Linked DNA regions of Homo sapiens: region 1 is linked to region 2. The links are chromatin contacts, found by Hi-C or POLR2A ChIA-PET in ENCODE. All regions are on one chromosome and are shown on one strand. The core of a region is the stretch at or near the end of the contact, and the rest is flanking DNA. Distances in the headings are between cores, read along the strand shown. Region 1 holds the start of FNIP1 (folliculin interacting protein 1). Region 2 overlaps CCDC192 (coiled-coil domain containing 192).

Region 1 (6,790 bases), core at 1,907-4,406, 3.9 Mb before region 2:
GATAATATTCACTGATACTAAAATTGAAATATTTAAATTTTAATCTGAATAATTATGTATAGTTTTGTCCTCTTTTATTACAAACTTGTATCATTTCAGCGCTCTCTGATTCTGTGACTTTAGTATTACACTGCAATGTAGGAGAAATGTGATCAATAATAGGAAGTAAATCTAGTTTTTCTCTGTACCTTTCAAGACTAAATGAGACTACAGAAATAAAGCTATTACATGATTAGAGAATACTGAAAGTGTCTCTTATGCAAGCAGTTATATTCTTTTCCCTTACTATTAATATCTATAATTACCCATGAAGTAATTTTTTCCCAAGACGAAAGCACACAAGGTTATTGTATTTGGAAAGTTCCTTCTGAGGGGACCTGGAACTACTCTTTTCTGTGCCAGTCATGGACAGCCATTAGTCCTTAGTGTCTTTGGTCCCGTATAGACAGACTTTGGCCTGTTTCCACTTGTACTCATTTAGTGTAACTTAACTAGTGTAAAAACAAAACTTCCCAAATGATTGCCCCATTAATTGACTGATAGGATCTACACTTCTGTTTACTTTTTAAAAATTGCATTGACTTTATTTTTTTGTTTACAAAAACTTCATTTTTCATTCTACATTCAAATGTTTTGTGAGAAAAATATACACAGCTCATTTTACCCTGTTAGAAATCTTTCAGCATTTGATGCCAGAGGATTATCTGAAATGTCTAGGTGAAATAGTACTGCTGTTTTGATCCTGTATTGCCCAGTAGTTTCTGGACCTTGGGTAATACACAGAGCAACTGAATGATTTTCAACCTAAGCACCTCAAATGTTACCTCCTCAGACTTTGCTGACACCCTCATTTCATTGCTTATTTCTTACTAACTCCACAACATTAGTTACTATCTGAAATAACTTTATATACTTATTTACTGTCTCCTCACCTAGAAAGTTAGCTCTTTTGTACTTTGGATCCCCACTGCCTAGAACGTAAATGATTGTGGAAAGAATATGTTAATATCTTAATCATCAATAAATAGTGCAATAACTTTAAATACTTATTTACTGTCTCCTCACCTAGAAAGTTAGCTCTTTTTTACTTTGGATCCCCACTGCCTAGAACATAAATGATTGTGGAAAGAATATGTTACTATCTTAATCATCAATAAATAGTGCTTTAAAAAAGTCTTGGAACATTGAAACTCAGTATTTTGGTTGTTGACAAATTCTCAAAGAGATATAAATTCTGCCTATTACTTTTTCTTTTCTAAATATCTTCAGACCCTTATTTAGAGCATAAACTCTAGCTGCAAATCAGTGGGAGTTGGTAGCCACTTAAAGAAAATAAAATTTAATTTGTATACCTAATTAAATGAAATTCTCAAAAAGTATTTGTTTTTTGAGATAGGGCCCCCCTCTGTTGCCCAGGCTGAAGTACAAGTGGCACTCACTGCAGCGTTGACTTCCCACACTCAAGCTACCCTCCCACCTCAGCCACCCGAGTGGGACCACAGGTGTGCGCCGTGACCACACCTGGCTAATTTTTGTTTGTTTTTGAGACGGTGTCTCGCTCTTGTTGCCCGGGCTGGAGTGCAATGGCACAATCTCGGCTCACTGCAACCTCTGCCTCCTGGGTTCAAGCAATTCTCCTGTCCCAGCCTCCCAGGTAGTTGGGATTACAGGCATTCGCCGCCACCACGCCGGCTAATTTTTTGGAGACGGGGTTTCACCATGCTGGTCAGGCTGGTCTTGAACTCGTGACCTCAGGTGATCCACTCGCCTCGGCCTCCCAAAGTGCTGGGATAACAGGCGTGAGCCACAGCGCCCGGCCACACCTGGCTAATTAAAATTTTTTTTTTTTTTTTTTTTTTGTAGAGACAGGGTCTTACTGTTGCCCAAGCTGGTTTCGAACTACAGAGCTAAAGCGATCTGCCTGCCTCGGCCTTGCAGTGTTGCGATTACAGACGTGAGCTACCACGCCTGCCCAAAGTATTTTTATCCAGCCTTCCAACCATATACAAGTTATTTCCTAAATTTCTCTGAGGATTACATCCCATTGTACGAGCTTCCTCATCCTGGAGGGGGAGTGAGTGAATGGATGGGGTTGCTGAAAATTTATAAGATTAGTTTGATACAAACTCTGATATATTTTGGTTCCATGGGTTAAATAAGACTGTGAGGTCACATGTGAGCAATGTTTTTCTTTTTTTAGAAAGCGTTTCTTCCCTGTAACTTGACTAAAATTCCACAGTTCCTCCCGTCTTCATACCTAAACATTAAGATAGATTTATTAAAAATCTAAATAATTAGCGTAAAGGGTTAGATATCTGTACATATATGTCTTTAGGCTTCCTGACTTCGTTGGTTTCACCTGATTTTGTTGGTTAACAAGGAAACAGCCTAACTCCTGAGCCTCCAATCGCTAGCTCTTCCAAGAGACTAATTCCCGGTGTCAGGGTTCTAGGCGCTAGTACAAACTGCCCGCAGTGCCTGCTCGAGGTCGTCTTTGCGGGGAGCCATGGCTGTGGCAGGGGTCCCGGCAGTTTCCTTCACCAGTCCCTGTGAGCCAGCCCCCGCGCTGTCCAGATCCCAGACCTCTCGCGGGCCGGCGCAGCCTTCTAAGGGCGGTCCTGGGGTCCTGGGCTCAAAGTCCAGCCTTGGCCGCGGCCCCACGGGTACGCTTGTGGGCCTTCCGTGCTCCAGGAGCCGCCAGACTCTGCCCGGCGCGGAATGGAGGTGTGAAGCCGCAGAAGCTAGGGAGGGGCTGACAAGGAAGAGTCGGTTGCCCGTGGTTCCCTACGCAACTCTGTGGGTGCGGGGAGTCGAAGCCTTCTGCACTCCAAGGCTCCTGGCATCGTCCCCGCGCCACCCCGGCGTACCCTCTGATGGTCGCTGACAGCTTCACAGGGGAAGATCGAGACTGACCCTTCTCCCGCTACACATCCCTAGCCACCTTCCAGTCCTGTCCTCTCGGCTCACGCCCCGCCCCTGCCACGTGACGGGACCCGCCAGTGAGCCTATGGGAGGCAGCTCCGCCCCACGCCCCCACCTTGCCCCTTGCTCCGCGCGCCGCCACGTGATGCGGCCCCCCTCCAGCCAATGAGTGCCGGCCTTGCCTCGCGCCCCGCCCCGCGCGCCGTGGCCGTTTGAAGTGACTAATTTCTGTCATATGACTGAGGCGCCCATGGGGGTGGCGGGGCGGCTGTAGGAGCAGGGGCCTAGCAAGCGCCCAGCGGAGCGACCCCTGCCTGGCCGTGGCTAGCATGGCCCCTACGCTGTTCCAGAAGCTCTTCAGCAAGAGGACCGGGCTGGGCGCGCCCGGCCGCGACGCCCGGGACCCAGATTGCGGGTTCAGGTAGGGCGCTGTGGGGCGGGGGTCGCGGAGCCGATGGCCTTGTGGGCTCCGGGCTCCAGGGGTGTTGGGGCCTTCGGTGTTCCGACCCGAGCGGAAGCGCCGCGCCGAGAGCAGCATCTGGTCCTCGGTGGGGTGGAGCCGGCTGCGGGCTAGCGCCGAAGGGTTGGAGCGAGGTCCTACCTTTTATTTTACCCCACCCGCCTCGCCGTTGCCCCTTCCCCCTCCTCCCGTCGGTTTGTTTACGACCTGCCCCCAGCCACGCGCGACTCTGCTCCTCCGGACCTAGCACCGCGGCCTGAGACTTTGGGTCCACACGCCTTCCTGGCACCGAGTAGAGTTGGGCGCGGGCTGGATTGGACCTCAGCCGCCGTACTCCGGGCCGCGAAGTTCTCCCCTCCTCCCCGTGACCAGTTGTCCTCCGGGCGCTGCGTTCCAGCTCCGTTGGCGTTGTGGAGAGAGCGGCACGTTTGGCCAAGCTTCTGAGTTGAGAGAAGGCTGGAGGAGCGAGTAGGCAACGTGCCGTTCTTTCAGGTTTCTTGGACGCTAAAATTGGAGGTGTGCAGTAACCGGACCGAGCGACCTTAATGTTATCGAAGGAGAAATGTGAAACTTGAGTTTAGGGTTACTGCCGAAGGAAGACCAAATTGAATGAAATCTGGCCTTGGAATTGGCTGTAGATTCTTCCTCCTCGAATTGTTACTGAAAAGGAGTCTTAAAAATTGAAAATGTTAGTAGAGCATTTTGTAGTGTTACAGGCTTTGTTAATTTTTCATTGTAGTACCTGTTGCTGGCAGAGTAACTTTTCAGAATTGTAAGATTTGATATAAACCTGAATTCAAGGTAAAATTTAGTCGTTAAACTGCACCTGAGGAGATTATGTCCAAACAGCCTTTATACGTATTGCAGTGTGGAAACTTGCAAATATAACTAGGCTAAATGTCAAATGCCACACGTTTTAAACTTGGTAGGATAGCAAAGAGCCCAGTTGTACAACAATAGTAGAAACAAAAAAATAAAATAAAAATAAAAAAAGAGAATCTGTCAAATTTTGGAACAGGCGAAGTTGCCACACTGGTTTAAGAAATTTTGCTATTCTTAAAATTATTCACTCTCTCTTGCTAATGCAGGTCTCATCAGGAAAAATTCAGTAAATGCATATGGAATTGAAGAGGTTTTTCTACGTATCTGTCTTTTCCCCTGAAAAATAAATGTGTCATGCTCATCTGTCTCTCTTTAAACATTTCTTTAGTGTTTTTCCTTTGAAAAATGAAAGTGCAGGTTAGATAATACTACATTGAGCCATCTAGTAACTCAAGCGACAATAGGAAACAGGTTCCGATAGGATATTTAAAAGGTGGCATTTGAATAGACAACTGCTTTCTATTTCTGGACAAAGATTGACTTTGGGTACGTAGGTTTACAAGGCTCTCAAGTCACTCATATGAAAAAACATTTTCACGTCTGGTTTTCAAAAATGTAAAGTCTACTACATAGTTGCGTAATACTATTTTACAGTTACCAAAGAACTTTCTCATCAGTTATCTTATTTGATGTTTCACAGCAATCTTACGAGATAGAGCAAGTAGCAGTGCAGATAACTATATACTTTTGCCAGTGGAAGTAAGAATTATCTGTAAGCCCAATAACTGCAGTACATTATGGAATCTCTCACTTTAAAAATAAAACTTGTGCATGTGAGAAATGAAAACTGATGAAACAGAATAGGCATATCTGAAGGAAAAAAAACCATTCTGGTTAATGTCACATAGCTAATAACTTACAGATCTAATCAACCCAGGGTTTTTTAAAAACTATTTCATTGAGCTATAATTTATACACAATAAAGTATAAATACATTTTAAGCATACATCGTATACAGTTGTGTACCCACCACCCCCATGAAGTTTTAGAACACTTCCATCACCCAAAAAGTTCCCTCATGCTCTGTTGTAGCCTAACTCCTCCTCACCCGTGGCAGTCACTGATACTTTCTGTCATAGTCTTGTGTCTGTCTTGTTTGTTGCATTTATTAGTTCCTTTTTTTCTCACTCTGTCAACAGGCTGTAGTACAGTGGCGTGACCACGCTTAATACACTGTCAACCTCCTGGGCTCAAGGGATCCTCTCACCTTGGCCTCCCAAAGTTCTGGGCTTACAGGGATGAGCCACCACACCCAGCCAGTTCCTTCAATTTTATCACTGAATGGTATTCCATTGTATGGCTATACCATGATTTGTTTATTCAGCCACTAGTTGGAGGACATATTTTTTCCCCAGATTTGGGCTATTATGAATAATGCTGCTGTTAATGTTTGTGTATAAATCTTTATGTGGACATATATTTTCTTTTCTCTTGGATAGAAATCTAGGAGTGGGGTTGCAGAGTCATGTGCTAAATGTTGTGTTTAACTTTAAAAAAAAATTGTCAGACTTTTCCAAAATAGTTGTACCATTTTGTATTCTCAGTAGCAATGCATGAAGGTTACAGGTTCTTCACAATCTCTTCAATATTGATATTGTTATTTTTGTTCTTTTTTAATTAAAAATTTTTATTGTAAAAAAAATATGAAATTTACTTTTTTTTTTTTTTTTTTTTTTTTTAGATGGAGTCTCACTTGTTGCTCAGGCTAGAGTGCCATGATACAATCAAGGCTCATTGCAGCCTTGACCTCCTGGGCTCTAGTAATCCTCTCACCTCAGCCTCCTGAGTAGGCTCCTAAGTATCCTCCCACCTTGGCCTCCCAAAGTGCTGTAATTACAGGCATGAGCCACCATGCCTGGCCAAAATTTACTGTCTTAATCGTTTTTTTATTCTTTTGATTATAGCCATTCTAGTGGTATCTTGTGGTTTTAATTTGCATTTCCCGAAGATCATATTCAGCATCTTTTTATATAACCCAGGTTTTTGAGTAGACTAACATTTTGTTTTCATTCTAGTATACCATGCTTTCATTGCTGGAATCCTTTTTTGGGTGTTTTGTTTTGTTCTAGTCAGCCTAAATTGTTAAATCAGGCTTGGGTGTAGTTAGCCATTGGCAACTAACTGTAGCTCAGTCCCTAAGAGGCAGTTCCTAGAGTAACCAATATACAAAGCTCAGTAATTGTAAGCCACAGCAGGACTTTAGAATAGGAGAGACTTCCGATAAAGAAGCTTTAGGAACCTTTCTGTATTGTCTTTTATGGTTACCCCATTGGAAGAGATGGCCAGGAAATACCCCCTTCCCTTGTCTTCACTCTAAGGTCTCTTACCATATCGATTTCTATGTGCTTATCTAAGATTCTTGAGCTGGAGATGAGTTTGAAAAATATTATGGGGAGTGTATTTTTTCAGTCATTTATAGAATTGAGACAGTAATTTGTTTTCTCCATTTCAAGAATTTGGGAGAAAAGGCTGTTTCTAGTAGAAAATATTGCTTTATGTTCTCTCCATTTTCTTCCAGTGGAAGTA
Region 2 (6,298 bases), core at 36-2,535:
CTGTGACGGATTTTATTCTTTTAGGTTTCATGGTGGTAAAAGCAAATTTACAAACTGCCTTTATGTTGTTTCATTGAAAGAAAAAACTGTTTCAAGTTCACAATGTTACATGGCATTTGAATCCTGGGAAAGCACTATACGAAATTGAAAATGAATATCAAATTCACATGAAAAGCTTTACCATGTAGTCAGGTGCTGGGAGTGTCTCCCTTTCTGAAACTACCACATCGCCTGCTTCCTCCTCCTCCATTTGATTCTGCATTGCTCCTCTTTTTCCACAATTACTCATGAGTAATAAAGAAAGCCAGAGTAAGAACGATGGCATGTTCCTGGCTTTGCAAGAGTGGCACACATCAAAGGAAGACATTTTTCCCAGGAACCACAGCTTTGCAAGAGATTCACCAGGCAGGAGTGAAGTTTGATATTACTGTGACATAGCAGAGGGAATGCCCTGAGTCTCCCAAAGCTGGGAAAGGCACACTAGGGTATGGTCAGCGGCTGCTCTAGAGGGTGACTCTCCAAGTGTTGCTTGTGCAGTGGCAAGGTAACACACATCTCTAAGCCTCTGCTTATTCTTAGGGAATTCTTAAATGTACTTACCTTAGAGGTTATTCTTAGAATTAAATAGACATGGAATGCTTAGCAAAATACCTGGCCCATAGCACTGTATTAATTGTTAACTAGTATTCTTGCTAAAATTACAGTCTGAGATTTGGAGTTTTTTTGTTTGTTGTTTGCTTGTTTGTTGCCTAATGGTGTGTTTATAATTTGTTAGCTGGAGAAGTCTTTTTTTAAAAAGTCAGAACCAATGTGGCTATTAACAATTTTCTGAACTACCCACATTTCATCTCCAGCCAGCCTTCTCTGCTTGTTTCTGGTTCATTTGCCTATTGGTAAAAAAAAAAAAAAAAAAAAAATTCTGTTCTCTTCCCTGTGCCCTAGTCTGTCAGCCTGTGCTTTCAGACAGCTCTGTCTCACTCCAGAGCTCAGTCCCTGCAGGCACCTGCCTTCCTTCTTACGCCCTGCCCTCCCCCTGCTACCACCCAGCTTGTGCAGTGACACTTCTCAGATCTATTTCAGTCTAGCTCTTCAGCCTCACAGACTTTCCCTTAACGAGCAAACCGCTTATTCATTCCCTGCCCCTCTCAAGGTGAAAGTGAATCCAGCCTGGAGTTAGTAGTTCATGTGCTGTCTCTACTGGTGCCACACAGAGGTCAGACCAGGCCTGTAGCCTCGTTTTTTTTGCTTCGTTGCCAATACAACTACATACATCACCCAGCTGACGGGCCAGTGTGGATCTGTCACGTGGTAATACTGACCTCTAGGGGCTGGCTTTCCTTCATATAGAGTCTTTATCTTCTCATTGAGTTCCAGAACTGTGATGGCATTAGCTGTTGCCAAATCAGTCTGTAGTTTTTTCACTTTCTTTTCATGCTTTAGTTTCTTAAAAAAAAAAAAAATAAGAGTTTCCATCACTAGGGACAGACGCATCAAAGAAATAAAAGGAATGAATGATGTCTGAACAAACACTGCCTTTGAAGCCTGCTTAGATGAAACACTCCCTGTTTATCTAGATTGAGTCCTGTTTGAGGTTTGTGAAACAGTGTATGTGCTCCTGTCAGAGTGTTTGAACCCTCAACAAAAAAAAGCCCACTCTCTTCATCATAGTATCTTTTACACTGTTGAAGAGTTTTTACCTGGGTCAGAACCCTGTTGCTTATAATAGAGGCAGTTAGAAGAACTCTACTTGCCAGTTGGCATTTGCCACCGAGGTACTAATGCCTACTAGTATCAGATTTTTTTTCCCATCTGTAAGTAGACTCATATGAAATAGAGCCTTGATTCTAAGTCATTTCCCCCTCAACACCATAATGGTTTGCTTTCAAATACACTCTAAAGTGTGATACGACCACCAAACGCTGGTGTTTTCTGATATTTAGTATGGGATCCATACAGGGAAAGTGTCAAGGGTAAGAAAGCGTCAAGCATAAGAATGGTTTTTAAGCAGTAATGAACAGGAATGCCTTACTCTAAAATAATTTGATTTATGAGATCGAAATCTTTGGGAGAACTGCATTAGGAACTTGTTACATAATCAAAGGATTCACCTCGAGACTTCATGACTCGAAAGTTCCTTTTAGGGTTTCAGAGTAGATTTGATTCATTAAAATTGGATTTATCTGCAACTTTGGAGAAGCTGTCTGTTGTGAAAGGTGTTGCATTTGCGCTTTCGTGTTGCTTTTGTATAGCTACCTTTCCACTGAAGAGCTCACCTTGCCAAGTCTTTGTGGGCTGGTAATTAGGAAGCCGGGAAAATAATCTACTAACATTTCTTATCAGACATAAATCTTGAGATAGGGAAGGGATGGTTTTTGCTCACTAGGTAAGATCATATTCTTCCCTGGCCTCTGAAGGCACTATACTCAGGCAGTAGGGAACCACTCTCCTCTTTGAGAGTAACACCAGTAAAATCAATTTATCAAAAATGGTCTTAAATAGAAACAGGCCTCTCATTTCAAAGACCCCTCATTTCACTTTTTGCTTTGTTGCCAGTACAACTACATACATCATCTGGATGATTTATGAGATCTAAACCTTTGGGAGGTCACCCAGATCAGGTTATCTTCTAGACCCCAAACAGGAAGATCAGCACTTCACTAAAGCTTAGTTAATGGCATGAACATGGCTAAAAGAAATGTGTTACTCGAAGGAGAATGGTAGTCATGGAACTTCTTTAAGGGGAGTTAGAGGGTAGAATTAGGCAGGGTTCAGCCAGCACAATCCAGGTGAGAGGTACCGTGAGCCACAACACAGAGGCCTGGTTTTCATGGCAGTACTTGTAAAGAGGTGGCACTAATTATTAGAATGCATCCTCTGGGTGTCAGACACGATGCTGGCCAGCTGTTGAAACATGAAGGCTGATAGTCTCTGCCTCCAAGTCATGAAGACCTTCTAATGAATTCCCTTCTTCTGAGCCTCCATTCACTGAAAGCCTTCATAATTTGGCCTGTCATGTAGATTAATTCAGGAGAGACCAAGCTGACCAAGAAATATGTCTGGGTATTTGACAGCTGGACAGCTGTGTTTTTCAATTATTAAGTTGGCATTTTAATATATACCTCTGTCTCTGGTGAGTTGGTTTGGATCAACTTGTTCATGAGGATCTCATCTATCCCAGGCCTGTGGTGACAGCACCTTGTGAGGTCCTGGATGGTAACCATTGACCTTTTCCACTTCAATACTGTTCCATGCTCAAATTTCTACACTTTCTTTTTACAATTTAGAACTTTGGAGATATAGAGTAGGAGGAAGGGCACAGAAATGAAAATTGAGAAAGTGGAGAGAATGAGGGAAAATGAGGCAAGAGAGATTGTGAAGGGAGTGCTAGAAAGTGTCCAAAAAGAACTAACAATAATATGTGTGCTGAAATGTTAAGGACTAGGTGTGCTGATGAGAGCAAGTTGCACTGAAATGCATAAATAAGACAGTTTGATAGAGAAACAATAGATACGTGTTAAACCGAAGATAGTAAAATATTCACTATAGAATCTAGTTTTTGAGTTATATGGGTGTTTACTATATAATTATTTCAACTTTTTTGTATGTTTGCAATTTTTCATTATAAGATATTAGGGGGAGAAAGAACTGAAGATTTATCTTCCTTACATTGCCCCTCCCTTAATTCTTAATAAATGGTATTCAAATTCTCAAATCATGTCACAACTATTCATATGCAGATATGTATTTTTCCAGAAACTTTTCTCAAAGTATGCATTGACAGTAAATAAACACAAGAAAAAATAAATGCAGTGAGGTGAGAATTAATGAACAGTCACTAGGAGCTGGCATGGTGTCTGTCACTAAGAAAAAGTCTTACCAAGCTACATTTTCATTTTGATGGAATAATTTGATGGATAGAATGCAGGAACTCAGTGGACAGACACAGGGGTTCTCAATATCAGTTAAGAATTTCACCTTTCTAGGTACAAATTTTAACTCTTTTTAAAAAAATATTCAATTACCAGACCACTTTGCTGTCTGTCTTTTATGGTGATTATATGTTCTGTCTCTTCTTACTATTATATATTTGTATATTTACCTTATAATCTGAGAAAGAAATTGAGACTATTTAGTTTGGAGAAGACATTACAGCATACAGGGCAGTCATGCAGTTGACTTTAGTTACCTAAGGGACTATTCAAAAGGAGAGGAAGCTGAGTCAAACAATGTTGTTCTCAAGATAACATGAAGAACAATGGGTAGAAACCATGAGGAGGCAGATGTTGGCACAACATGAGAAAGAGCCCTCCACACAATCAGAGCTGCATCCAGAACAGGATAGGATGCATCCTGGCAAAGACCTCCTGCTCTGGGAAAGATCAAGCAGGGACTGGATGGACATCTTCAGGCAGGCCCTTGGTGACCTGTGGGACTTGGGTTGAGAGGTCACTGGAAGTTGGGCTTCCCTCAACTCTTTCCACTTCTGGCTTTCTCCAGCTCCCCGAGGGGCACAGCACATGAGTAAATGGACATCTCAGCCCTCAAAGCCTCCAGGGTTGGTACAGTTGGTATACTTTAAAGATAATTCTGGTATTTGTGAGAAGCTAGATAAGAAGGTTAACAAAGCCTGTGCGTCCCTTAGAATTCAAGGATAATGTGAACCAAAATATCACTTTATTATTTAGCTATAAGGGAGGAGAAAATGAAATTTAAATTAAAAATTGGATAAAAGACTTAGATTGGCTGTCTAACATTTCTGTTGAGACCTTTTGATTACTCAGATACATTTAAAAATAGTTCAACATCTTCATCTTTTTTTTTCTTTTCTCCAGAAAGAACTGCTCTTTGCTATTAATTCATAGCTTTAACCAAGCCCTTTGGGCATTTCAAACAATTCAATTTGCCAACATGTTTTTTATTAGTCATAGACATCAAATGATTTCAGCAACAATAATATTTTCCTTGCTGTTTGGCGTTCACTAGCCAGGCAACCCAAATGTCATACTTGAATCTAATGCAGTCTATTATGGTCTCCTTAGTAACTAGGAACTCTCTTTGGTGATTACTGAAAGGATAGGAAGGCTTTATAGCTTGGAGGTAAATTCCTATTACCGTGCTCTTTTCCTACTTCTCCTACCGGGTGGAAAGAGGGAGGAAATCATGTATTTGTGCAATGTTTTGAAAAGGAAATATCTATTCGTATCATATTGCTGAATGGCTTGCATTATTCCAAGTTAATGAGAATTAGAAATAACCAGGGAGCTATTCATAGAAGAGCGTCAACACAAAGTTGCCAGCACTGTTTAAAATTTCTGGGTATTTCCACATACTTTAAACCGTGGCAATTACCCAATTGCCTGGCACATGACATTTCTAAGCCTTAGATTCATGTCATAGGACTACTGTGGGGATCCAAGGACATAACATAGAAATGACATTACCCGACACTATGCCGTGTAGTAGTTATGTCTTTCTGGTTTTGTCATTACTCTTAAAACACATAAGAGAAATTTTCAACTCTTCACTAAAACACTAAAGTATCTTTTCTAAGCACTTTCTCTAAGTATACTTTAGTGTTTTAGTGAAGAATTGAAACGTTACAGAAAATAAAATGGGAGTTATCATACTTTACAGAAAATAAAATTCATACTTAATTGAAAGCAAGATGTTTCATTTCTTCTTCTTTTTTTAGAAATTAAGTTTTCTGCATGATTACATTGATCTCCTCACTTTGGATGGGTAGACAAAACTTAATGTTCTGAAAACAGACATGCAAATAGCCTTGATTCAATCTCCTGCCAGAGCTGGCCCGGTGCCTAGGCAAAGTCAGTGGCTGCCTGCGTGTAATGATGTGAGGAGCACTCCAAGGCACTGCCTCTTGCTCCTCACGGCAGCTCTCTCTTGGGCCTGCCAGGGCAGAGCTTCCTCCCACTTTGTCTGAAATTTACTCTGTCCATCCCAGCCTCCTTCACTTAGAGAGCCTGTATAACAAAGGGGTTTTGTCTTCAGTGGCCCACTAGCAAAATGCTCGCTATTGAAGACATAAAAGAGAATTTGGTTTGAATACAGAAGGTATACATAGGTTCTTCCTTGCATTTCTCTTCTAATAGCCAATCAATAATAGTAATGAAACTTATAAATAGTGATAGAATTTGGATACAACTTGTCTTTAAAAGTCAATTTTACATGTTTCGTATTTATATACCCTCAGGAGAATATTATAAAGTCTAGGGATGTCAAATATGTGTCATGTATGTTCTTTTTCAGTTCATGGCAGGCCTTTGATTTGGGGATTTTT

What was found. A loop is a pair of places that touch in the nucleus more often than their neighbours do. ChIA-PET counts read pairs that join two places held with the same protein, here RNA polymerase II (POLR2A).
Region 1: a map of gastrocnemius medialis shows a loop between it and region 2 (9-fold over the local background). The contact joins the promoter of FNIP1 here to the enhancer-like site in region 2. A Hi-C loop is called at or near these places in 1 of 168 maps with a recorded cell type or tissue (gastrocnemius medialis). POLR2A ChIA-PET finds 5 or more read pairs at or near these places in 1 of 52 experiments (A549).

Annotation. Positions count from the first base shown.
Region 1 is chr5:131,793,383-131,800,172 of GRCh38, reverse strand. It overlaps FNIP1 (folliculin interacting protein 1), which reads left to right and starts at 3,156. Exons shown (of 18, transcript NM_133372.3): 1 at 3,156-3,343. The coding sequence starts at 3,252. RefSeq lists silencers at 2,953-3,212, 3,263-3,542.
Region 2 is chr5:127,870,683-127,876,980 of GRCh38, reverse strand. It overlaps CCDC192 (coiled-coil domain containing 192), which reads right to left. Exons shown (of 7, transcript NM_001317938.2): 6 at 1,320-1,443. Among named protein-coding and RNA genes, the nearest start is that of CCDC192, 170 kb to the right of the region's middle. RefSeq lists enhancers at 945-1,024, 1,035-1,084. Within about 2 kb of position 1,285, at least 13 of the 41 ENCODE cell types and tissues checked have a DNase peak (open chromatin) inside an H3K27ac peak, as active enhancers do; they include gastrocnemius medialis, where a contact is called at or near this core.